Linked DNA regions of Homo sapiens: regions 1 and 3 are each linked to region 2. The links are chromatin loops, found by intact Hi-C in ENCODE. Cell type or tissue: mammary epithelial cell. All regions are shown on one strand.

Region 1 (8,000 bases), 230 kb before region 2:
CAAATGTAAAAGTACAGAAATCACAACAAACTGTCTCTCAGACCACAGTGCAATCAAATTAGAACTCAGGATTAAGAAACTCACTCAAAACCGCCCAACTATATGGAAACTGAACAACCTGCTCTTGAATGACTACTGGGTAATTAAGGAAATGAAGGCAGAAATAAAGAAGTTCTTTGAAACCAATGGTAACAAAGACACAATGTACCAGAATCTCTGGGACACATTTAAAGCAGTGTGTAGAGGGAAATTTATAGCACTAAATGCCCACAAGAGAAAGCAGGAAAGATCTAAAATTGACACCCTAACATCACAATCAAAAGAACTAGAGAAGCAAGAGCAAACACGTTCAAAAGCTAGCAGAAGGCAAGAAATAACTAAAATCAGAGCAGAACTGAAAGAGATAGAGACACAAAAAATCCTTCTAAAAATCAATGAATCTAGGAGCTGCTTTGTTTTAAAAGATCAACAAAATTGATAGACCGCTAGCAAGACTAATAAAGAAGAAAAGAGAGAAGAATCAAATAGACACAATAAAAAATGATAAAGGGGATATCACCACCGATCCCACAGAAATACAAACTACCAACAGAGAATACTATAAACACCTCTATGCAAATAAACTAGAAAATCTAGAAGAAATGGATAAATTCCTCGACACACACACCCTCCCAAGACTAAACCAGGAAGAGGTTGAATCCCTGAATAGACCAATAACAGGCTCTGAAATTGAGGCAATAATTAATAGCCTACCAATAAAAAAAATGTCCAGGACCAGATGGATTCACAGCTGAATTCTACCAGAGGTACAAAGAGTCGCTGGTACCATTCTTTCTGAAACTATTCCAATCAATAGAAAAAGAGGGAATCCTCCCTAACTCATTTTATGAGGCCAGCATCATCCTGATACCAAAGCCTGGCAGAGACACAACAAAAAAAGAGAATTTTAGACCAATATCCCTGATGAACATCGATGCAAAAATCCTCAATAAAATACTGGCAAACCGAATCCAGCAGCACATCAAAAAGCTTATCCACCACGATCTGGTCAGCTTCATCCCTGGGACGCAAGGCTGGTTCAACATATGCAAATCAATAAATTTAATCCGGCATATAAACAGAACCAATGACAAAAACCACATTATTATCTCAATAGATGCAGAAAAGGCCTTTGACAAAATTCAACAGCCGTTCATGCTAAAAACTCTCAATAAACTAGGTATTGACGGAATGTTTATCTCAAAATAATAAGAGCTATTTATGACAAACCCACAGCCAATATCACACTGGGCAAAAACTGGAAGCACTCCCTTTGAAAACCGGTACAAGAAAGGACGCCCCTCTCTCAGGACAGAAAACCAAACACTGCATGTTCTCACTCATAGGTGGGAATTGAACAATGAGATGACTTGGACACAGGGTGGGGAACATCACACACCGGGGCCTGTTGGGGGGTGGGGGGCTGGGGGAGGGATAGCATTAGGAGATATACCTAATGTAAATGATGAGTTGATGGGCACAGCAAACCAACATGGCACATATATACCTATGTATCAAACCTGCACGTTGTGCACATGTACCCTAGAACTTAAAGTATAATTAAAAAAAAAAAAAGAAAAGAAAAGCACTCCATTCAAAGTAGTGGTCTGGAGAATTATAGACCTTTGGAAGATGGTGGAATCTGTTTTCTATTTTCTGACATTTATTACATGCTAAAGCTGTTTGGATGCTCATTCTCCATTGAGATATTTGGCCCCAGCAGCAGGTACTGAAACATGGACTTGCTACACTTATTTACTGATTTAAGAATAGCAGCTAATCCAGTAAAAACAGGATAATTCTTATATCAGCCTGAGATGGTAATAAAATATTGTGTTTCTGCAAACTCTAAATGATTTAATTTTTAACATTTTATTATTTTGTTTATAAAGCAATGGCCACTTTTTATTAACATAGTAATATATTTATGCAATGTTACAATAATAATTGCTGTAGTTAGAAAATTTGTCCCTCCCAAAACTCATGTTGAAACTTAACTCTGAACATGGCAGTGTTGATAGGTGGGGCTTCTAAGAGATGATTGGGTTACAAGGGCTCTGCCCTCATGAATGGATTAGTTCATTCATGAATTAATGGATTTAAGGGTTAACTGATTAATAGGTTTTTGTGGGAATGGGGCTGGTGGCTTTATAAGAAGAGGAAGACAGGCCTGAGCTAGCATGCTCAGTCACTTTGCCATGTGACTTTATAAACAATCAAATGTGTCCTCTTGAAGTATGCCTTGGGACTCTGCAGAGTCCCCACCAGCAAGAAGGCCCTCACCAGATGTGGCTACTCAACCTGGAACTTCTCAACCTCCACAACTGTAAGAAATAAATTCCTTTTTAAAAAAATAAATTACCCAGTTTCAGGTATTTTGTTATAAGCAACAGAAAATGGACTAAGATAATAATTAAGCTTATAAAGGATATGCAGGGATAACTACATTTCATTTCCTCTCCAGGCATCCAGGTTCTGGTCCTCCCAGAAGGAATCCTTACTACCATTACACATTATACGCATATACAAGTATAATATATGATACATACAATGTTTAAAACCTACCCTTCCCATATTTATCAACATAAATTGGAGAGAATGTGCACAGTATTCTTGACCTTGCTACTTAACCTTGATTTTTAAAACAATGTTATCTTGGTCATTGCTCCTCTTTAGTCTATACAGACTTATCTATTCTTTTTAATGGCTAAATAATATTTCATTGTACATTTGGGACCTGGCTTATGGTGCAGATGGCCAAGCTGGAAAGCTGTAGGTGGGTCTGGCTCAAAATTATAGCATGCATGATACTTATTTTGATAGCACAGTTATGCCGCATTAACAAACAATCCCCAGATGACAGACATTTGTGCTTTTTTCAGTCTGAGGCAGACAATGCCATGAAGATCTTGCTCTACCTTTGTATACATACATTTGCGAGTATATCTAGAGAATAGGCCGGGCACAGTGGCTCACGCCTGTAAACCCAGCACTTTGGAAGGCTGAGGTGGGTGTATCACTTGAGGTCAGGAGTTCGAGACCAGTCTGGCCAACAGGGTGAAACCTCGTCTCTACTCAAAATACAAAAAAAAAAAAAAAAAAAAAATTAGCTGGGCGTAGTGGCGCATGCCTGTAGTCGCAGCTACTAGGGGGGCTGAGGCAGGAGGATGGCTTGAACCTGGGAGGCGGAGGTTGTAGTGAGCTGAGATCACGCCACTGCACTCCAGCCTTGGTGACAGAGTGCGACTCCGTCTCAAAAAATAGGTAAATAAAAATAAAATAAAAATAAAGTCTTAGCAATCAAGTGCTGAAATAAAAGGTATGTATATTTTCATTTACTTTGAATAAACTTTATATACAATCAAATGCATCTTCTTTAAGTGTGCAGTTTGTGTATGTCCATGTTACCATCAACACAATTCAGATATAGAATATTTGTGTTTTAATAGGCTTTATTATTACTTAGGTATGGTAAAGGCTGACAGAGCAGGAAATGACTGTCATTCAAAAGACAGTTTATTATACTCACAGTTTCCAAGAGAGGGAGTACACTTCACACTATTGGGGAGTCACCTGGGGAATCACTGAGGGTAAGGTAACGAAGCCAGTGGGCAAGAGAAAGAGGAACTGTGGGCCTAGGCCTTTATCATGGTTTCTGCAGGAAGCATAAGGGAGGAGAAATGACCTTTGGTTGTTAGAGAAGTGAATGTAGACTCTGGATTGGTTGGTTTGTATTTAAAGTGACTTAGGTATTTCACTGGGTTGTCCAGAGCAAGGTGTGTTCGGCATATGCATGCAGGGCAGATGTTAAAGCATCACATTTACAGATGGTAGAAACATGGTTAATACAAATTCCATTAACACAGACGTTCCCTCACAGCTGTTTGCAGAAAATCCCTCCCCAAACCCTGGCTCTAGGCAACCACTTACTTGCTTTTTATCAACATAGTTTTGCTTGTTCTAGAATTTTACAAGTGGGATCATACAGTGTGTGCACTTTTGTGCCTGGCTTCTGTTTCTCAGGAGAGTTTTGAAATTCATTCATGTTGTTTTGTTATCAATAGTTTATTTTTTATTGCTGAGTAGTATTCCATTGTATGAGTATACCACGATTTGTTAATCCATTCATCTTTGATAGACATTTGAATTCTTTCTTGTTGTGGGCTATTACAAATATTGCTGCTACAAATATTCTTGAAAATATCTTTCGGGGCCACAGGTGTACATTTCTCTTAGGCAAACACCCAGGTATGTAATTTCTGGGTGTGTGTTTAACTTTGTAATAAACTGCCAAATGGTTTTACAAAGTGATCATGCCATTTTATACTCACAGCAGTGTACGAGAGTTCCAGTTGCTCCAAATCTTTTCCAATAAATGATATGGTCAGTTGGGATGTAGATTTTGATAAATATTGTGCTCCAAATGTGTATCAGATGCAATGTTGTTGGTTGTTTAAACCAACATCTGTTCCCACCCCCTTTCTTTCTTGCCTCTCTGCATTAAGCTAACACATTCTCAGTCTCCCCTGCATCTATAAGCGTTCAATTATATCACAGTTCCAGACAGGACGGTATAAACCAAAGTCTGCTGGGATCTATCTAGGTAAGCTTTTATTTACCTAATACAGGAAGAGATGTGTCAGCACTACTTTCTCTCTCCCTCCTTGCTCCTTACTGACTTGAATGCAGACATGGTTCCTGGTGCTGTGGTATGCGTCTTGCCACAGTGAGAGGGAAAGGCCAAGAGAACCACAAGAGATAATGGAAGCACTGAGCCACCAAAACAGAAGCCACCTACCTTTAAACTTCTAATTATATGAGAAAAGTAAACCTCAACTTATTTAAGCCATTGTGCCCTAGGTACTCTCTTACTTGCAGAATATCGGACTAACATTTTTTCATGTGTTTATCATTCATAAAGAATACAAAAGGGAGTCAACAGCTGGTACCTCTATTGCATGTTTTTCATCTTTAGTATTTTGTTCTTTTAATATACATTTACTTAATTATGACTGAATTTGGAACTTAATTTGCTTAAAAGCTATTCATTGTCTTTCCTGTTATATGCCTGTATACATCTTTCGGATATTGATTCATAAAAATTCTTTATATCTCAATAAACTCAGCTCTTCATCTGTCATATTTTTCATTTGTCTCTCAACTTTGTGTAGGTAGGTTTTTTGCTAATCAGAAATTTTTAGTTTTTATATAACATGCTTTAAAATGAGATGTCCTATATTCAAATGTTGTTTTTGCTCTTTACTAGTTCTGATTCAGGGACTTTTCTACACTCAGTTATCTATCATTATTATGGTGGGAAATCCTTCCTAGGGTTCTTTTGAGGATAAAATGAGTTAATACATACACGACATTACATTATTTTCTGCATATAATGAGCATGCAAATATGAGCTTCCACTGTTATAATTTACAATTATGCTATTTACCTCATTATTAGGGTTCAAGTTGTTTCCTTTTATGTTTTTTAGAGTTTGAGTCTTGCTTGGAAATCTGTTTTAACTATAAAATTATGTTTAAAAAATCATCTTTTGAAATATTTCTTTTATGATTTTTAAGAAAAATTTTGTTGCAGTTAAAGAACAGAGTTGTAAATGGCAAACAGCAAAAGAGTAAAGGGTTTTTCTTTGGATGGTAGACTAAGGGATAGATATTAAAAATACTTTTATCTGACATTTTTGTAGATGGTTAGAATAGCATACAAAGACACAAGACTCTAGGCTTTCCAGTGACTGAAGAACTTGCTTGGGTAGCCGATGTGAGTGCAAAAGGTGTTGGAAAATATCTGCTGTTTGATTGATAGGTTCTTATAAAATGAAATGAGGTATATGTGGTACTGAGTTGAGCATGGGAAGGAAAGCATGCCCTGGATATCTTCCCAGGTAGCAACACCCTCTAGGAACCAAATAGGGGAAAAGCCTAAGACAGATGATATAATTAGAGTATTAGCAACTATTTGCAAAGTGCTATGCTTATTATTTTGTAAATATGTATTAAGAGGAAAGGCCAGTGCAATCAGATTGTTCTGGACTCAAGTCCCAGCTACTCTACACCCTGTGTTAGATGACCTTGGGGGAGCTAACTGCCCTCAATAAACTTCAATGTTTTTTCTATTAAATGGGATAAACATGAGTTCCTATGTCATCAGGTGATTGTGATGATTGAACAAGATCATGCAGTGCACTTAGCACAGCGACTCTTCTAGTACACACTAAGCACCCAAGAAATGTTACCTGTAATTACTATCCAGACAACACCATTAGGTAGGTATTATCACCCTCATTTTGTGGATGAGGACAGTGCTGTCCAGAGAGCTTAATTAGTTTTCCCAAGTTTATCCAGCTAGTAAGTTATGCTGGGATTTGAACCCAGGTCTGTCTGACTCCAAACCCTACGATCTTCCTATTTATCAAAGTACTTTATGCCTTACTGATTATATGCCTTCTCAGTTCATTGGTATGCACAGTATTTAGATCATCTTCCTAAGGGAAATCATACCTAAAGTCACAGAGAAGACACTTTCTTCATTTTTTCTTTGTGAAAATGTGGCTCCCCTACGGCTTCACCTATAGGTTATAAACAGGTATATGGATCATCCTTCTATGAGAAATCATACCTAAAGCACTAAAAAACAATGGCTTTCTTCAGTTTATGGAAAGGCTCTATTCATATTTCCAATCTTTTCTAAAAATGTGGCTCCTCTATGACTCCATCTGTAGTATACATACAGATACGTGGTAGGTCCAAGTTGGTCTCCCAAGATCAAATTGTGTCTCCCTTTTGGTGGTCTCTACTAAAACAATTTGTTTTAGTTTATGAAATCTTTCAATGCCATTATCAATTGAGCTTAAAATGTTATCAAAAATTTAAATTATTATTAACACAAAAATCTAAGAACTATGGACAATCTACTTAGTGTGGGCTTATCTTTCCCTCGATGCGTATATAAGGGTGGGAATTTCACTTTTTTAACCTACATTAAATTAGAATTTTACAGTACATGCCAGACAAAAATCAGCATTTTTCTCAATTCTATTTCCATTTTAGACTGTAATTTTGCATTGGCTTACATTTTAATAAAGTTGGCATTTTTACCTCTTCCACATCTGGAACATTTCCAATTGGCTTTTTCACATTGTGAACTGAAATAGTAATTCAGTTGCACTGAATTTGCTTTTAGGAATAAACCACCACTTTTGCATTTCTCTCCTTTATGATTTACTGATTTTCAAGATGTGCCAGGAAATACAGAAATATAGGTATACATATATTGTATACACGTATATAGGTACTATATACGTGTATACATATATTGTATACACGTATATAGGTACTATATACGTGTATACATATATTGTACACATGTATATATGTACTATGTGTATACATATATTGTATACATGTATATATGTACTATATATGTGTATACATATATTGTATACACGTATATATGTACTATGTGTATACATATATTGTATACACGTATATATGTACTATGTGTATACATATATTGTATACACGTATATATGTACTATGTGTATACATATATTGTATACACGTATATATGTACTATGTGTATACATATATTGTATACACGTATATATGTACTATGCGTATACATATATTGTATACACGTATATATGTACTATGTGTATACATATATTGTATACACGTATATATGTACTATGTGTATACATATATTGTATACACGTATATATGTACTATGTGTATACATATATCGTATACACGTATATATGTACTATGTGTATACATATATTGTATACACGTATATATGTACTATGTGTATACATATATTGTATACACGTATATATGTACTATGTGTATACATATATTGTATACACGTATATATGTACTAATATATGTGTATACATATATTGTATACATGTATATATGTACTATATATGTGTATACATATATTGTATA
Region 2 (8,000 bases):
GATTTAAAAAACAGACTTGAATTCTCTCACAGTTCTGGAGGCTGAAAGTCCAAGATCAAGGTGCAAGTGGTTTTGGTTTCTGGTGAGCCCTCTTTCCTCAGATCACTGTGCTCTCCATGGTCCTTTGGGTATGGAGAGAGCGAGTTACAAGCCCTGGTGTCTATTCCTCTTATAAGGACACCAGTCCTCACCAGTCCTATCAGATTAGGGCCCCACTCTTAATGACCTGATTTGACCTTAATTACCTCTTTAAAGGCCCTATCTCCAATACAGTCACATTAAGGGTGAGGCCTTTCAACATATGAATTTGGGGGAACACAATCCAGCCTATCACCAGAATGTTCTCTGACAACAGGCAGAAGGGTTACCAGGATGAGCAAGGAGGAGCTAACACTTATGGAACAGGGAGGAACTAACCATTAAACCAGGGGTCAGAAAACTATGGCCTTTGGGCCAAAGTTGAGGGCCACCTTCAGGTTGTAAATAAACTTTCATTGGAGCACAGCCACATCCATTCATTTACACATTGTCTGTGGCTGCTTTCATGTAGAGTTCAGTAGTTGCCATGGAGTCTATGGCCTACAAAGCCCAAAATATTTACTCTCTGGCCCTTCACAGAATAAATGTTCTGACTCCTGAGTTAGATCAATATATGAGTGTTCATTTTCTCCATGACATAATGCCATAAAGTCAGTGTTCCTGTCACTTCACCAATGAAGCAGTGGAGGCTCTGAGAGATGACGTGATATCCACATCACACAGCTGACAGTCAGAGAGCCCAGAGTTGGAGCTCTACGACTCCAAAGGGTGCCCTTTCCAGGGCACCTCATCTCTGGGCCCAGGGCTTTTCTCCTAGGCTCGGAATGGTGTGTGGATATGGCTGCCAGCCTGTGGCCTAGGTAAGTCATCCCATCTGCACAATGGCTTCCTACAATCCTCTCAGCCTCGAAGATCAAGAACAATTGTCATTCAGACCAGAATGTCCCATGGTTTCCATTCACACCTTATCAGCAGTTGACTATAGCTATTTTTGGCCCTCGGTTTCTTGAAATTTTATTTTGTTTTGGTTTATGTTTTATGTTGCGGCATGTGTTTTATATGACTAAGATTGACTTAGAAAGCAGATCATTTGCATTAGGGAGCCTTGCAAATAATATGTAGACCTTAAGAGGTTTCTAGGGATAATTTTGGGACTTTTAGCCCCAAATGCAATTGTTGGTACTTTTCATTATTAAACAGAATGTTTCCTTTTCATTTCAGCATTCAATATTGAACTCCTGGTGCTTTCCTTATTGTAGGAATAAAAGAAGCAAGTGAATACAACTCAGGTTCCTCTTTATGGACATTTGTCAATAGAAAACAGTTCCAAGATCCTCTTTGAATTAGTAGAGGCATTTCCCAAATTATTTACACAAGAATCCAGAGCTTTTTCATTAGGCCTATGTTAGAATCTAAGGAAGCAAAACAGCAATTGGGATTAATTTTACTATTGGCTAATGGATTACTTCCTGTTTCCAGCTTGTTGATCTTCCTGTCCATACAGACAAATGATTTGCCTGGAGATTCATGCTGCTTTTGTCTGTTCAGCATCATTTCCTCTGAGGAACATCCTCTCCCCCATTTCAGGTGGTCCCAGGTGGGCTGTCAATCACAACACACCAGACCTAGCCAATCATATTGCCTCACCTCCCCAGACACAGTAATTGATTCAGGGGAAAGAATGTGACCCAGTCAGAGCAAATTCCCCCAAATGTTAAAGAAGTTAGGAGAGAGGCCTTCAAACTAAGTGGCATCAGGCCAAGAGATAGAGGCAGAATGACTGGATCCAGCCCTTCCTGAGGCTTTACCCACCCCAGACTTCCTAAGAGTGTGATCCCAAAATTTCTTTTTCTGCTTAAGTTAACTCAAGCTGGACTTCTCACTCAAAATCCAAAATGTGCTCACTAATATAACATGCTTCCAGGTTTTCTGAGTGTCCCTCAGAAACATGTGTCAGCAACTTCCAGAGGACATAGGGCACTGAGCATTGGGATCCATGGGTCCTTATCTTAGCTGCAATCTTAGAGCCCTTAGGTCATCCCTATGCCAAGTTGGAGGGCTTTTGAAATGGAGAGCCTGTTACACAGGGGATGCAACATGATTTCATGGATATATTTATGTCTTATGCACAAAAGTGCATTCTAGACTTGCTTTTTAAGTTCCATATCTCTTTGTCCCCTTTGGCCCTTCCTGGAGTGGAAGCAGGACAAATTCTTGTGCTGATGACACTTTTTTTTTTGAGATGGAGTCTCGCTCTGTCACCCAGGCTGGAGTACAGAGGTGCTATCTCAGCTCACTGCAACCTCCACCTCCTGGGTTCAAGCGAGTCTCCTACCTCAGCCTCCCGAGTAGCTGGGATTACAGGTGCATGCCACCACGCCTGGCTAATTTTTTTTTTTTTTTTTTTAGTAGAGATGGGATTTCACCATTTTGCCCAGGCTGATCTTGAACTCCTGACCTCAGGTGATCTGCCCACCTCAGCCTCCCAAAGTGCTGGGATTGCGGGCATGAGCCACCACACCCGGCTGCTGATGACACTTTATTGGCAATCTTGGGAAGGGAAAAAAGACCAAGTAGAAGTAGCAACGGGACCCCTAACATTGATATTGCCTGATGACTGGGCTGGCCAAAGTCTGGTGCCAGGACCCCTATCCTACCAGTGGTTCCAGACACCACCGAGGGAATCTGGAAGGAGAAATAAAGCCCACAACACGCCACCAAGTGGCTGCAATATTACTCTTGCAGTGAAGATACTTTTTTTTTCCTCCTTTGTTTCCATAGGGTACTTTTCTAAACCTGTCCAAAGTCCCTCTCACTAGATTCCTTAACTGTCACTTAAAGTGTTATCTATGACTCAGAATTTCCTAACATAAATTCTATAACCTCCCTCCTTTCCTCAGGAAAGTTACCAACTGAGGCCTACTCACACCAAAACTCTGATCCTAGTGGCTGTGAGATGTCTGAATGCTGTTTAAACTGTGCACTTACATGTGTTTGCAGGTAGTGATAAATAAGAACTCTTCTTTGTTGTCGTGCTTATTCACAGTTTAACTTGGCTTCCTCTGCTTCAGACAGAAGGGAACTGAAGTAAATTCTTAAGACACACAAGGAAAGAAAGTTCTTTGCGCTGAAGGCGGTTCGCCAAGGTGCTAATTCCATCTTTGGTAGGTTTCTCCCAGGACTGTGTTCCTCATCCAGGAATTTCCCTGAGCTTGATGGGTCACACGTCCAAATTCCAGCTTTGAATAAATAAACCAACTAAAGTGCTCAGTTGCCTCAGGGATTAGCAGAGCAGTTCACGAACTTCCATCGCCCCCCAGTGGCAATTAGTTGGATCTTTTTGTTAGGGATTTTCTTATGCTTAAAATTTAGGTTATCGTTCTCCCCTCCAAAGTTGTTTTAAGTTTTTGTTTGTTTGTTTGTTTAATTCTCACACTGAAGATTATAAAGTCTTTGTGTGGAGGTATGTTGGTAATGTCAAATTAATGGCTTCTGGGTCACCAGGTCATAGACGGATAAGATGTAGTATCTGCTTTCATGGTTCTAAGTAAAAGACTGATTTTCAACCTGGTCTCTATTCTGAGGCTCCATCCTGAGAGAAGGTGAAAATAAGCAGCACTAAATCACTAAATCCAGAAAGGACTCTCAGTGGGTGGCATCAAGGTAACCTAGAGAGCCAGTTAGCCTTGGTTGCATATAGATGAGAACTCAGCCACCCACAGTGATAGTATCTACTCTGAAAACAAGATATAGGCTATGTGAGATTCCAAAAATAAAAAGCAGAAACTGTGTTGAGGGAGAAAGCTTATATACATATGAAGTAGCCAAGAAACACTTTTCTAGCATAATAAATTCATAAATTCATGCAACATACAGTCAATGATTTTTGATAGCTAGCATAAAGTACTTCACCTTGTTTTATAGAAAAAGAAGAAGTGGAATTTAGGAAAGTTTAGACTGAAGAGGCTTATCTTCAACTCAAAAAAGGGAAGGTTCTTGCCTCCCTGCCCACAGTGGAGTTAGTACTTAAGCTTATTTTTCAGATCATAGTAAATTCCTTTGGTTCACCACCTGCCATGCTCCACCCCCACACCCCTTTTAAATTTAAAACCAGGTTTGTAGTCCTTTAAATAATACTGACCCAGTTCTAAATTCCTACACACCAAACAGTCCTGCCAATGCTAAATCCTGAGTAGAAGTGTTTGTCCTTCAGCTTCCTTTACTCAGAATTTGTCTCCTTTCCAGCCAGAACATTCTCCTTCCCTGGCCACCCCTCTCCCCTTGGCTTTGGAAGGCAAACTTTACCTAATCTGTTTTGTTTAAGAATCCTAAATCTTAGTGGTTTAAGGGCCTCAGTATTAGTACACACAAGCACACATATATAAATTTAAGAACAAAGAATGTTTTATTATCAGCTCATTGTATTTTGTATAATATTTGTTTAATAAATTCACCCTTAAAGTATAAGCCTCTGTCAGTTAGGCCTGGCCTCCCCATCTCCTGGACCCCAAGGTCTTATTCACTTGAATCTCCCAGTCCATGGTCCATGGAATATCAAGTTTCCCTGAGTTATATGTTACTCCTCAGGGACTTAGGCTCCTATGGTCACTTCTGCCTCTGGACTCCTCTCTCTGCTTGTGCTGGCTCAGTTTACATTGACCTAGAGGGGAAACTCTGCCCCTTTATCATCTTCTATGAAAACCCATTCACTAAATTACTTGCTGATTTTGTAAAACACTCATAACAAAATAGAGATATATGGATACTTCTTAAACATGACAAAAAACTTTATGCCAATCTAAAAGTTCGCAAAATGCTTAATGGATAGACACTAGACACTTTTCCACAAAAATTAGGAATGTCTACTGCCACTTTTATTTAACGTTTTGCTGGAAAGTCTTAGCCTATGCAGGAGAAAGAAATTAGAGGCATGAGGCCAGGCGCAGGGGCTCACGCCTGTAATCCCAGCACTTTGAGAGGCCGAGGTGGGCGGATCGCCTGAGGTCAGGAGTTTGAGACCAGCCTGGCCAACATGGTGAAACCCCATCTCTACTGAAAAAAAAAAAAAAAATACAAAAATTAGCCGGGCATGGTGGCAGGTGCCTGTAATCCTACCTACTTGGGAGGCTGAGGTAGGAGGATCACTTGAACTTGGGAGGTGGAGGTTGCAGCGAGCCGAGATCATGCCATTGCACTCCAGCCTGGGCAACAAGAGCGAGACTTCGTCTCAAAAAAAAAAAAAAAAAAACAAAAGAAATTAGAGGCATTAAAGTTGGACGGGAGGAAGTAAAATCATTATTAGTTGAGATTATATGAAATAATCCCTGGAAAATCCAAAATAAACACACAAACATTAAGACTAAAGACAAGAGAATCCAAAACATAGGAGAGTATAAAATGGATGTAGTCATTGGAGCTTGTCTTTAGTCCATTTTGTGTTACTACAACAAAATACCTGAGGCTGGGTAGTTTATAAAGAAAAGAGGTTTGTTTGGCTTAGAGTTCTATAGGCTGTTCAAGAAGCATGGAACCGGCATCTTCTCAGCTTCTGGTGAGGGCTTTCATGTTGAGTCAGCAGAGAAAGTCAAAGGCAAACCAGGCACATGTGAAGAGAGAGTAAACATGAGGGGGATCCTCACTTTGTAACAATCCTGCTCTTGCCGGAACCAATCCATTCCCGAGAATTAATCCAGTCTTGTGAGAGTGAGAACCCACTACCATTAGAAAGTCACCAAGTCATTCATGAAGGATTTACCCCATGACCCAGACATCTTCCATTAGGCCCCAGCTCCCAGCACTGCCACACTGCAGATCAAATTTCAAAATTAGCTTTGATGGGGACAAACAAGTCATATTCATACCATAGCACAGCTATACCTTATTCCTTTCACCAGGATAAGTTTCAAATATATAAATGGTTTAAAGGAAAAAGTGTAATTTTTTTAATTGAAGAAACTTGGGAGAATTTAGGACTTAAAATATTTTTAATTATGCCACAACATCCAGAAATCATAGAAGATTATAAAATTAAGATCCATAAAAACTACTCAAAGCAAAACTTAGCAGAAGCAAAAACAAAAAAAGATAATTTTAGAAAATATTCCAACCTCATAGTGTAGAAGAAAGGTTAATTTCCTTATAAAGAATGTCTACAAATCAATTTTTAAAAAAAGCAATACACTGTGTTGATGAAGGTGTGGAAAAACAGGCACTCTCATCCACTCCTGAGGGAAGCTACAAGGGGTACAACCACCTATCTCGGGTCATTTAGAAGTGACTATCAAAGTTTTAAAAGCACATTCCCTTTGACCCAGTCATTTTAATTCTAGGTATTACAAAGATATGCTCACACAGTGTGAGAAATGATGTAAGCACAATATTACTCATTGTAGTATTGTCGTAATAGGAAAGTATTGGATATAACATCAATTTAGTTGATTAGTAAGGGACCAGTTACATAAACTGTATTAATCTATATGATGGAATAGTGTACATGTCCTAAATAAAAACAAAATGGAACACTGTATGTACTGATATGAAAATTTACATTTTAATTCTTGAATCTGTTAAATAAAAAGAAAGATGGATATGGAAAACCTCCAAGATATTTTAGGTGAAGAACAACAGTTAAATCCCTATATAAAGTATGCTACTACTTGTGTTTTAAAAATGGGGTCCCTCAAAGCACATTTCTTGGAAAACTGCATTTCATGTGGTGGTGGTAGAGGATGGTTTGTCAACTTGTCTTTTGCGGGTTTAATCTTTCAATCCCACTTTACAATGAGTCCAAACCACTCAAAGAGCCTTCCCTTCCTTCCTTTAAAGCTACTCATGCCTTGCCTTATTGATTTTCCTTCCATTACTCCTATTTTCTCCAAGTCATTAATTCACAATGTTTAGAATAAAAAAATAAGACTGCCAAGGAGGAAGAAATTTAGGTTGGCTAGTGATGCATTCTCTTCCTAATAGGAAAGCCAAACTAAAGTCGCAAAGTTCTTTGGTAAATTTGGAATGAGAGCAAAGAAAACCAAAGCCTTGAAGGATTTTACCATCCATTCTTATGTCTTAACATCCAACCAAACCTGATAATTTACATTTCTTTATCTGCAACCAGCTCTTTCCTGAGTTCTAATTCTGTGTTCTGAACCGCTTCTGGGATTTCACTGCCTAGATAACCATTATCATCTCAAGTGCAATGTGTCTAACCTGAACTCATCTTGCCCCTAACCCTAAATATTTCTCAAAATCAGCAGCCATTTTTTTACTCCTGTCTTCTTATTTACTTCACCTTAGCTTTCTCTTTATGCAGTAAGGTGGTAATTTCAAACAACTGTAATCTACCATGCTCCTCCTTTTTAAAAGAATAATATGTCAGAAGGTCTTTGGTTACAGTTTATGCTTTAAAAATTGGAGGGCAAATCCAATACCCACTGGAAATTTCATTAACATAACCCCGTGGTTTCCCCATTTCTCTCTACCATTGGTAACCAAATCCACTACTAATTATTTCCATAGGGAAGAAAACATGAAATTCCTCACTCCTCTAGGCAAGACTATACTGATATCTCTCCTGCCTGTGTGGGTGGTGATTCACATGGCTCTCCAGAGCTCCTCCCCAAAGCAATGTTCACTTCACCCATTCTTACCAGTGCTATTCCCATCTTTTTTGGCACATCATGTTAAATCTAGTGACTCATAAAGGCCCACTTGTGGCAACAACTGGATCAGCAACTTAATCATAATAACTTCAATAATAATAACAGTTTTCACCACTCGAAAATAGCGAGTCCCCGCCCCCATTTCTGCTTCTGAATGATTGTGTGTGTTGGTTTGGGGTAGGTAGAAAGAAGGGGCAATGAGTTAAATAGTCCCAGTGTAGTTACATAATGCACACTACATGCCAGTATGTTTGCATGTGTGTATATATACATATATTGAGCAAGCTGAGAAAGTAGAAGCCC
Region 3 (8,000 bases), 270 kb before region 2:
TATTAGTGGTGGGAGAATCCCAGCCAAACAAACCCTGATAGCAGTTTGAGAAAGGGAAGTATAAGCAATAACCAAATGTTAGAAAGGATTCCATGAAGCACTTTGCCATCAGTTGTTCAGGAAACTTCTAAGAATAGAATAGCACACACACATACACACATTATAGAACACATCATTAAATTCTTTATAAAATAAAGAGGACAAACTGGATAACATGTAGAGGGCCTTAACACTCTCATGATTGCATGAGCCCCCAGGCCCAAGTTAATACAGTGTTGGGGTATTTTGACTGGTTTGATCAATATTCTGGGCCTAGATTGTCAAAGGCAGTTTCCTAACTTTAGCACATCATGACAGAGAAATTGATGCAATCTGCACCATATATGGAGGTAAACTGATGAAGCTATGTGATCCAGAAATAACCTTCCAGGGATCAGCTCAGGCCAGCCACAGCCTGATGGCCCATGTGCCAAGAGGGGTTAACAGCTGGGTATGTCTGCAACCCACTCATCATTTACCAGTGCTCTGAGGTCCATCCATTGAGAAGCTTTGTTTTAAAGAATGTTTCTCAAAATGATCAGCCTAGAAATGAGCCATCAAGTAAGTTTGCAGCAAACCATACTTCATATGGTGCACACTATACTTCTCTCAGGGAGTCAAAACACGTATTAATAAATGAACATATTAAGGCTCTGAGAAGACCTATTTCCCATTGTTTGTTTGTTTTTGTCCAGTATTTTCCAACCTCTTTTAACCAGGGCACCTACTAACATCTTGCAGATCTACGGAGGCTGCCGATTGGTTAAACCCTCCATGCAAGCACGCAGTACTGTGACTTGAAAAGGGTCAATGCAACAATATAGGTCCTAACTGTCTTTAATTGGAGGATTAGTTCAGACACTGGAAAAACTTTAATCTTTAAGAAGGAATCCTCCTGGAACTTTGTTAATACTAAAGTGTTAAATACCATAAACAATATTATTACCCCCAAACAGGCTGCTGAGGAGCCGGGGATGAGTAGATTCTAGCCGTGAGACTCCCAGTAATCTGCAGTAATTCATATGCCACTGGCAAGGATAATTCTAAACATGAGATCCAAAAACCCTATGCATACACCGCCCCCTTGCCCTCCTTACCCCAGGAGACTTATCTGTCTTTCTGGTTATATATTCCCTTGGCTGTTAGTGTAATTAGTGTATAATAACTATGTACATATCAACTCACAGGAAAAACGGCAGACGTGCTGGCTGATTTGGCTTGGGGCCATCTCATCAGCAGGGTGAGAAAACCTGGTATTAAACCATCTGTTATTAACTGTATATTCTAAAACAGTGTTTTGTGTCTCCTGGGTTGCTGACTCCCATCGACAGCAACAGAATGTCAAGACTCATATTTTTCTGAGCAGCACTGAAAAGATAAACTTTAAAACATTTGCATTGTCCCTTCTGTTCTGCGGCTTGTGCTATTAAGAATTTTATTTACTAAAGTGTCTATTGTATTATACACGGTGCTTTTCTATGTTTCATTCTCACAGAGGTGAACAAGTTTCATTTAAACTGTGTCCTTGCGAAAGTTATGCTTTCTAGAGTCAAAGATCCTAGAGAAAATTGGCCATAGCTTTTGTCCTTATGACTAGGCAGTTGCCAATGCCTGTTTGAAATCAATAGTCTCACTAGGGAATGGACTATGACTTGCATTTTTTAAAAACGTGGTCATTTTCTCAAATCTCCTTGTTTGCACTGATTACTTTTCTTTAAATTAACTTAAGCAATTAATTTCATAATATCAGAAATCTGAAATTGAGTCTTTGTGCCACTTGTTGCAGTCAGTAGCACAAACCTGCTCCCAAAACTCAGGATAAAGTCTGTATATGACAGAAAACAACAGTATTCCTTTGAAAGACGAGCAGTCAAATCATTCAACACAATTATCCAAGTTAATTCAACTCAAAAAACCACATCACCATGAAAAAATAAAAATAAATTTTTTTACCTGATTCCAAATCACTTTTGACAGCTATAAAAAATTGACTTTCTTTGCAAAAGTTTTACCTATGCCCCAGAACTCAGCTGAAACATTTTTTTTCCTTTCCCAGTTGTCTCTTACAATTGGCTGTTCCCAAGTATAATTAAAATTTCCCTGCAAGTCTGTTAAACACTTTCACATTTCCATGTTTAATTACATTCAGATTGAGATTTTTGTACACATATAGAATATAGCCAGATTTTAACTCAATTGACCACAATACCTTTGACATAAAGCCTTTATTCACCGTTCTCGCCATATATATAAATAGACATACGCTCCTTGTCAAAACGCAAGAGCGAGTTTCTTTACATTGTCTAGAACAAAGAGGCCAGCTCGGCTTCTATTTTTCCTCAGTGTCTCAGAAGGTGTCCTTTATTACATATGCAGGATGCAAGGATTTTGCTGCTGCGTGAATGAAAAATGATACCTTCAGACTGCCTTTTTAGTGACAAATTACGCTTTTGCAGAATATCACACTGCCTGTGGTTTTAAAAACCCCATTTAGATTTACTATCACTTCCTTGGGGACTCAGCCTTCCTCACAAAGCACCCCAAGGCTAATTTCCACTGTTTTAGAGTGTAACAAAGATGAGAAAGTTTGCTCATCACGACAGTATAGAAACGCTTGCCTAGGAAAAACACTCTCTGGAATGTCTAAAGTGCTAAAAATCATTGCCTCTGTGGATTTTCGGTGTGCAAAACAGGCAGAAAAAGTTGTCTGGAGGTATTCGCAAAGCATTGTATTTGTTCAGGAAGGAGCTGTGGGGTTAGAGGCTGAGCAACGCCTCTTACTTTGCTTCCTGGGTGAGAGCAGACAGGCGTGCCACTTAGCAGAAGCAAGCAGAGAGAGAGTGGTAAGACTCACCAGCTTCCCCATTTTTCCCAGGATGGGGGTTTTTGTTCCTCAGTTCTGATCTGGAAGAGACAAACCTGTAGGTCCTTCAAGCAGGCTGGGCTGGGGCAAGTGCCGGCTCTTTGCCTCGGATCAGCTGAATGGCTGGGGCGTTCAGGAAGCTTGCTCTGTCCAGCTCGGAATCACTCCCCCTCTCCAGGGTGTGTGCTTACACGCCTCTCAGTCAGCGCAAAAATCCGCCAAACTCAGGTCAGCCTAACAGGTTTCCTTATATAGGTAAACATGAATTGCATTCCTGGTGAAAGAAGTTAACTAGGAATCCTGGTAACCTGGTTAACTCTATACACACCAGAATGGCTCAGAGTTGATCAGCCTGCGTAGGGGTTTGGTTGCAGTACAAAGGGATTTGTGCAATTTAATTAAAATCATCTTTATCCTGGCAGTCTGTAAAATTGGCCCTTGTAGTGTGACTGTGAGTCAACAGTTAGTATTTTATATCATGGGCTGTGACCAGCCTCATATTATCTGAAGGCATTGTAGGGGAAAAAAGTGTAACATTTTATAAGTTGTCTTTCATGTTTTTAAAACCAGGGTAATTGAACTTGAGATTATTTTCAAAGAAGTGAATAGAACATGTGACAGAAAGAGAATGTGAATAAACCTCCATCAAATAAGGCTCAAATCCTTATTTGAGCATAGTAACGAATAGTTATTCAACTTTCCCAGGCCTTTGGTAGATAATGCAATACAATCATTTTGCGTTTTCTCCCTTTACAATGCAGTAATTGCTACTGTATTTTTTGATGGGCAAAATGACAGATAATGACATCTATTCCAATAACAACCCTCCTAAGCCCACATGCTGATGTGTTATTTGATGGTTTCAGGAAAGAAATCTAAGACTTGCGAATTTGCATACTTGTATGTAAACATTTTTAAACAACTTCCTCGATTTAAGAAGATAAGAAAATATATCTTCAAAAGAACTCTATAGCTCTTCCCCTTACATTTTATCTACTACTTAGTAAAGTAATAATTTTAAAAAATTCTAGCCAATTCCACTGAAGACAATATGGAGACTTGAGACTTTCCTGTGTACTAGAGATGAAGATTGTCTGCTAAAAAGGACCTATCTCAAAATGAAACACTTGTTTTTATTTCATCCATGGGTTGACTGCTCCTTGAGTAGTGACAACCTTATTAAAAACAGCTCAAGGCTGTTTTAGGTCTCTGTTTAGGACAGGCGAGATAATGAATCTTCTGATGCCACCTAAGTGAGCACCAACACAAACCAATGTCAAAAAGTTTCTGCCGAGATGAGTAAGGAACAAAAATTGCACTGCCAGGAAGGGTAACTATTTTTGAATAGCAATTTCCACTGGGAAAAACTTTTGCATACAATTTCTCTTCTTATCTCTGCAGGAACACTGTGAAGTGTGTAGTATTTCCTCTTCACAATAATAAAGTTGGCTTACAGAGATAAAGTGATTGGTCCAAAGTCTCATGATCAGTTTTTGGCAAATCCAAAACCCCAGATAAAGAATTTAACTCCAATAGCATTTCCCAAAATAGAATCAACTTTAAGAGACAGAAGAACATTAAAATGGCAATTTTCCATTTTCAAATATAATTTTTAATAATCATATGTCCAGAGAATTTAAATGCAATATACAAACTTATTAAAATACTTTTTATAAAGTCATAACTTACTGTTAACATGACTCCCTTTAAATGTCTCCAGAAAGATCATAAAATGAGATAGAGAGTGTATTTTTATTGAATATAAATTTGGGTTATAAAATATTATGAAAATATAACTTGGCAAATATTGCACACATTTTTCTGTTCACAGTACTCACATCTCTATTGTATCAAGTTAAGATTCATCCTGATTCCTCCACTGGAAGGAATATCAGTGTTTTCTACTTACTGGGTTTTCATTAATCTTAAATGAAACTCTGTACCATGCTAGGTAAATGGCTTTCACTAATATAGTCCATTTATGATCTGCACTCTTTGTGTCCTCATAATTCCCACTGAAGTAAGTTCTGTTTATGTAGAAACTTTAGACTTTATTAACAGGTTGTTGCAAGACAAAGAATGCATTTTTTTTTCCCAGGGCAGGCTAAACCTCTAAATGCCTTAAGCTGGCCTCCAAATTTGTTCTTACAATTCTTTTTTTTTTCTTTCTCTTTTTTTTTGAGATGGAGTCTTGCTCTGTCATTCAGGCTGGAGTGCAGTGGCACGATCTCGGCTCACCGCCACCTCTGCCTCCTGGGGTCAAGCAATTCTCCTGCCTCAGCCTCCTGAGTAGCTGGGATTACAGGCCCCTGCCACAACGCCCAGCTACTTTTTGTATTTTTAGTAGAGATGGAGTTTCACCATGTTGGCCAGGCTGGTCTCAAACTCCTGACCTCAGGTGTTCCTCCCGCCTCGGCCTACCAAAGTGCTGGGATTATAGGCATGAGCCACTGTGCCTGGCCTGTTCTTACAATTCTAAGCAAACAATCATTTAGGCTTTAAACACAAAATATCATAGGCTATAACTGTTGAATTGGAAGGTCAAAATGAAATTTGGATCTCAAAGTAGCATATTTCAGAGAGGAAATACAATCCTCTGCTAAATCCATTTTAGAGGCCTCAAGAAATGGTTTGGGAAAGTCTGGATCACTGAAGCAGCATGAATTCAACCTAACCATAGAGGACCCCAGTGAAAGAGTACTTACAGCTAAATAATTACACCATGCCAAAAAATAGCACTTATGGGAAACTAAATAAAATACAAGACCTATTTGAAGGGGAGAAAATATCATTGTGGTTTGAAGAAAACATCAGGGGATAGAGTTTAGAAATTCCTAATGATATATAACTAATGAGTAGTTGAGCTACAATTTAAAACACACTGCATCAGACTCCAGAAAGCTCACTATTTCTATGCACCCTGAGTGTACCACAGTAGCCAAAAAAGAGCAGATGACTTAGAGTCCAAAGATATTTCAATTCCAGTTCCATCTCTTGGATGTGTGACCTTGGATACATAATGCTTCTGAGCTTCACCTGCCAGTGGAAGTGAAAATGGCTCAACATATTAGATTTCTGAAAGTACCTAAGGAGATTTCATTTCAATCATTCTTCATATATCTGTTGACATTTCTTATGGTCCAGGCATTCTGCTACATCCTAGGAGTAACGCCATAAAGAAGCTTGGCACGTTCCCCACCCTCATGGAGCTTACAGTCTTACAGAAAAGACTGTGTATATCTATATTATGGGATGTGAAAATCTAATGTTTTCCTAAATTTCTCACAACACAAGAATGTCTAATTGAAGTTCCATATAAATATAGCAATATTAATAAATGAATGATGTCCAAGCAACAGCTTTCACTGTAGTTAGTGCAAGTTACTCTTACTAACCTGAGGTGGACCTTACCATGATTAGACTGGGTAGACCCGGGCTGAGCCAAATCAGATAAATACTGGGGGAAAGTAAAACTTGATGCATCAGCCGTATCATGACAATGTCCTTTTATCTAACAACTGAGGAGGACAATTAGATGCAACTTGAAAGCATCTTGAAGATGCTCAGGAAGCTGGATGGACAATGGAGTGATTTTTCTTATTCATTCTGCACATAAAGAAGTGATGGAAAAGCATAAGAAAAATTTCCTAAATATTGTAATCAGTTATCAGATACCCAATCTATTATTAATTCACTTCTGTGCAAGAAACATTTAATTGGTACATACTATGAATGAGGTTCTGTGAAGGATAGACACAGAAAAAGATACACGGAGATAAAGAATGATCCCTGGCTTTAATAAAGCTTTCTAGAAAAAATGTTCCAATGTTCAGTAGCTGTATCAGTCAGAATAAATAAAGATATGCTCTGGTAACAAGCAAGCTCCAAATCTCAGTGGCTTAAAACAACAAAAGTGAATCTGTCGCTCACGCCGCATGTTTACATAGGCCAACAGGGAGGGCGCACCTATCCATAGCCACTCAGGAACCCAGGCTGCTGACACAGGAAACAGGGATTTGGTGAATTGTGTTGGATTTTCAAAACTTTACCCCATAAGTGACTGTTAAACTTCCACTAGCCTCTTGTTGGCCAAAGCAATTCCTCTGGCTCTGCTTAACTTCAAAGAAAGAGAGGAGAATCAAGATACATGACAAATGTTTACATAACAGCTATGACAAATCAGCCAGCTGAACAAGAGTAACATTTTGGCTAAGTTAATTTTATTTCACCAATTTATTCAGTAGCACCTGTGTGGAAAGCACTATAAAAGGGCCTTACAGTTAATTTGAGTACCTTACTCTTCTGGGACACTTATAATGTCAAGAGAGAGCAAGGTTCTGCAAAGTCTAGCCCAAAGTGGGCTGTCCAGGACATCCTTTCTAAATATTACTATTTCCCTCAAGATTCCACTGGAACCACTGATAATCTTTGAGTCCACCTTTAGGTCTCTGCTCTTAGGGAAATTGGATCTAATCAGTCATTTCTGAACTTAAAATGCCAGTCATTATGCCATAAGGGGTATTGAGTCTGCCTGCTTAATTGACCCCTTCTATTAGTGACTTGGGTGATGAAATAAAAGACAAGTTGATTTAATTTGCAGATGGTGCCAAATTGGATAACTAACATCTCAGAGGATTCTATTATAATTCAAAATGACCTTGAAGAGTAGGATTAAAATGACATTAAGAAAGGAGCTTATGTTCAACAGAGATAAATAGAAGGTTGGAATTAAACGTATAGAAAATATATGTTAGAAGAAAATAACTATATTGAGGTAACATTAGCCTGCAAGTTGAATATAGGCTGGCAGTTTAGCACTTTTACTTATAAAGGCTCTTGGGATATATTTAAAAATATGGTGGTCTTAATCTTGAATGCACTGGAAAATAGGCGCTTCTCAGAATACTGCTTCATTGGGGATCCACATTTTAAGAAATAAGAAATCAGAGCACATTCAGAAGTGAAAAAAAGAATTTTCCTAAAGACTAAGTGCTCTAGATCAGGGGTCAGCAAACTTTTTCTGCAAAGGGCCAGAGAGTAAATATTTTCAACTTTGCCAGCCATTGTGTCTTTGTTTCAACTACTCAACTCTGCTGTT

The links. A loop is a pair of places that touch in the nucleus more often than their neighbours do. Peaks named below come from ENCODE experiments on the same cell type or tissue, not always from the same donor. Only the 100,000 strongest peaks of a DNase experiment are listed, where the experiment ranks them.
Region 1: it touches region 2 in a loop (15-fold over the local background); 3 of 110 quality-filtered maps call a loop at or near these places.
Region 3: it touches region 2 in a loop (10-fold over the local background); 7 of 110 quality-filtered maps call a loop at or near these places.

Annotation. Positions count from the first base shown.
Region 1 is chrX:10,872,592-10,880,591 of GRCh38, forward strand. The region is part of intron 4 of HCCS-DT (HCCS divergent transcript); the gene reads right to left. Among named protein-coding and RNA genes, the nearest start is that of HCCS-DT, 230 kb to the right of the region's middle. In mammary epithelial cell, no CTCF peak of the experiment used is centred here; no DNase peak of the experiment used is centred here.
Region 2 is chrX:11,097,604-11,105,603 of GRCh38, forward strand. All of the region lies in intron 2 of HCCS-DT (HCCS divergent transcript), which reads right to left. Among named protein-coding and RNA genes, the nearest start is that of HCCS-DT, 9.5 kb to the right of the region's middle. RefSeq lists an enhancer at 5,501-5,700. In mammary epithelial cell, CTCF peaks have their summits at 3,350 (motif pointing left) and 7,741; DNase peaks (open chromatin) are centred at 3,258 and 7,668; H3K27ac peaks cover 789 bases.
Region 3 is chrX:10,830,661-10,838,660 of GRCh38, forward strand. It overlaps a transcript of MID1 not described here. Among named protein-coding and RNA genes, the nearest start is that of MID1, 210 kb to the left of the region's middle. In mammary epithelial cell, no CTCF peak of the experiment used is centred here; a DNase peak (open chromatin) is centred at 3,021; H3K4me3 peaks cover 1,093 bases; H3K27ac peaks cover 776 bases.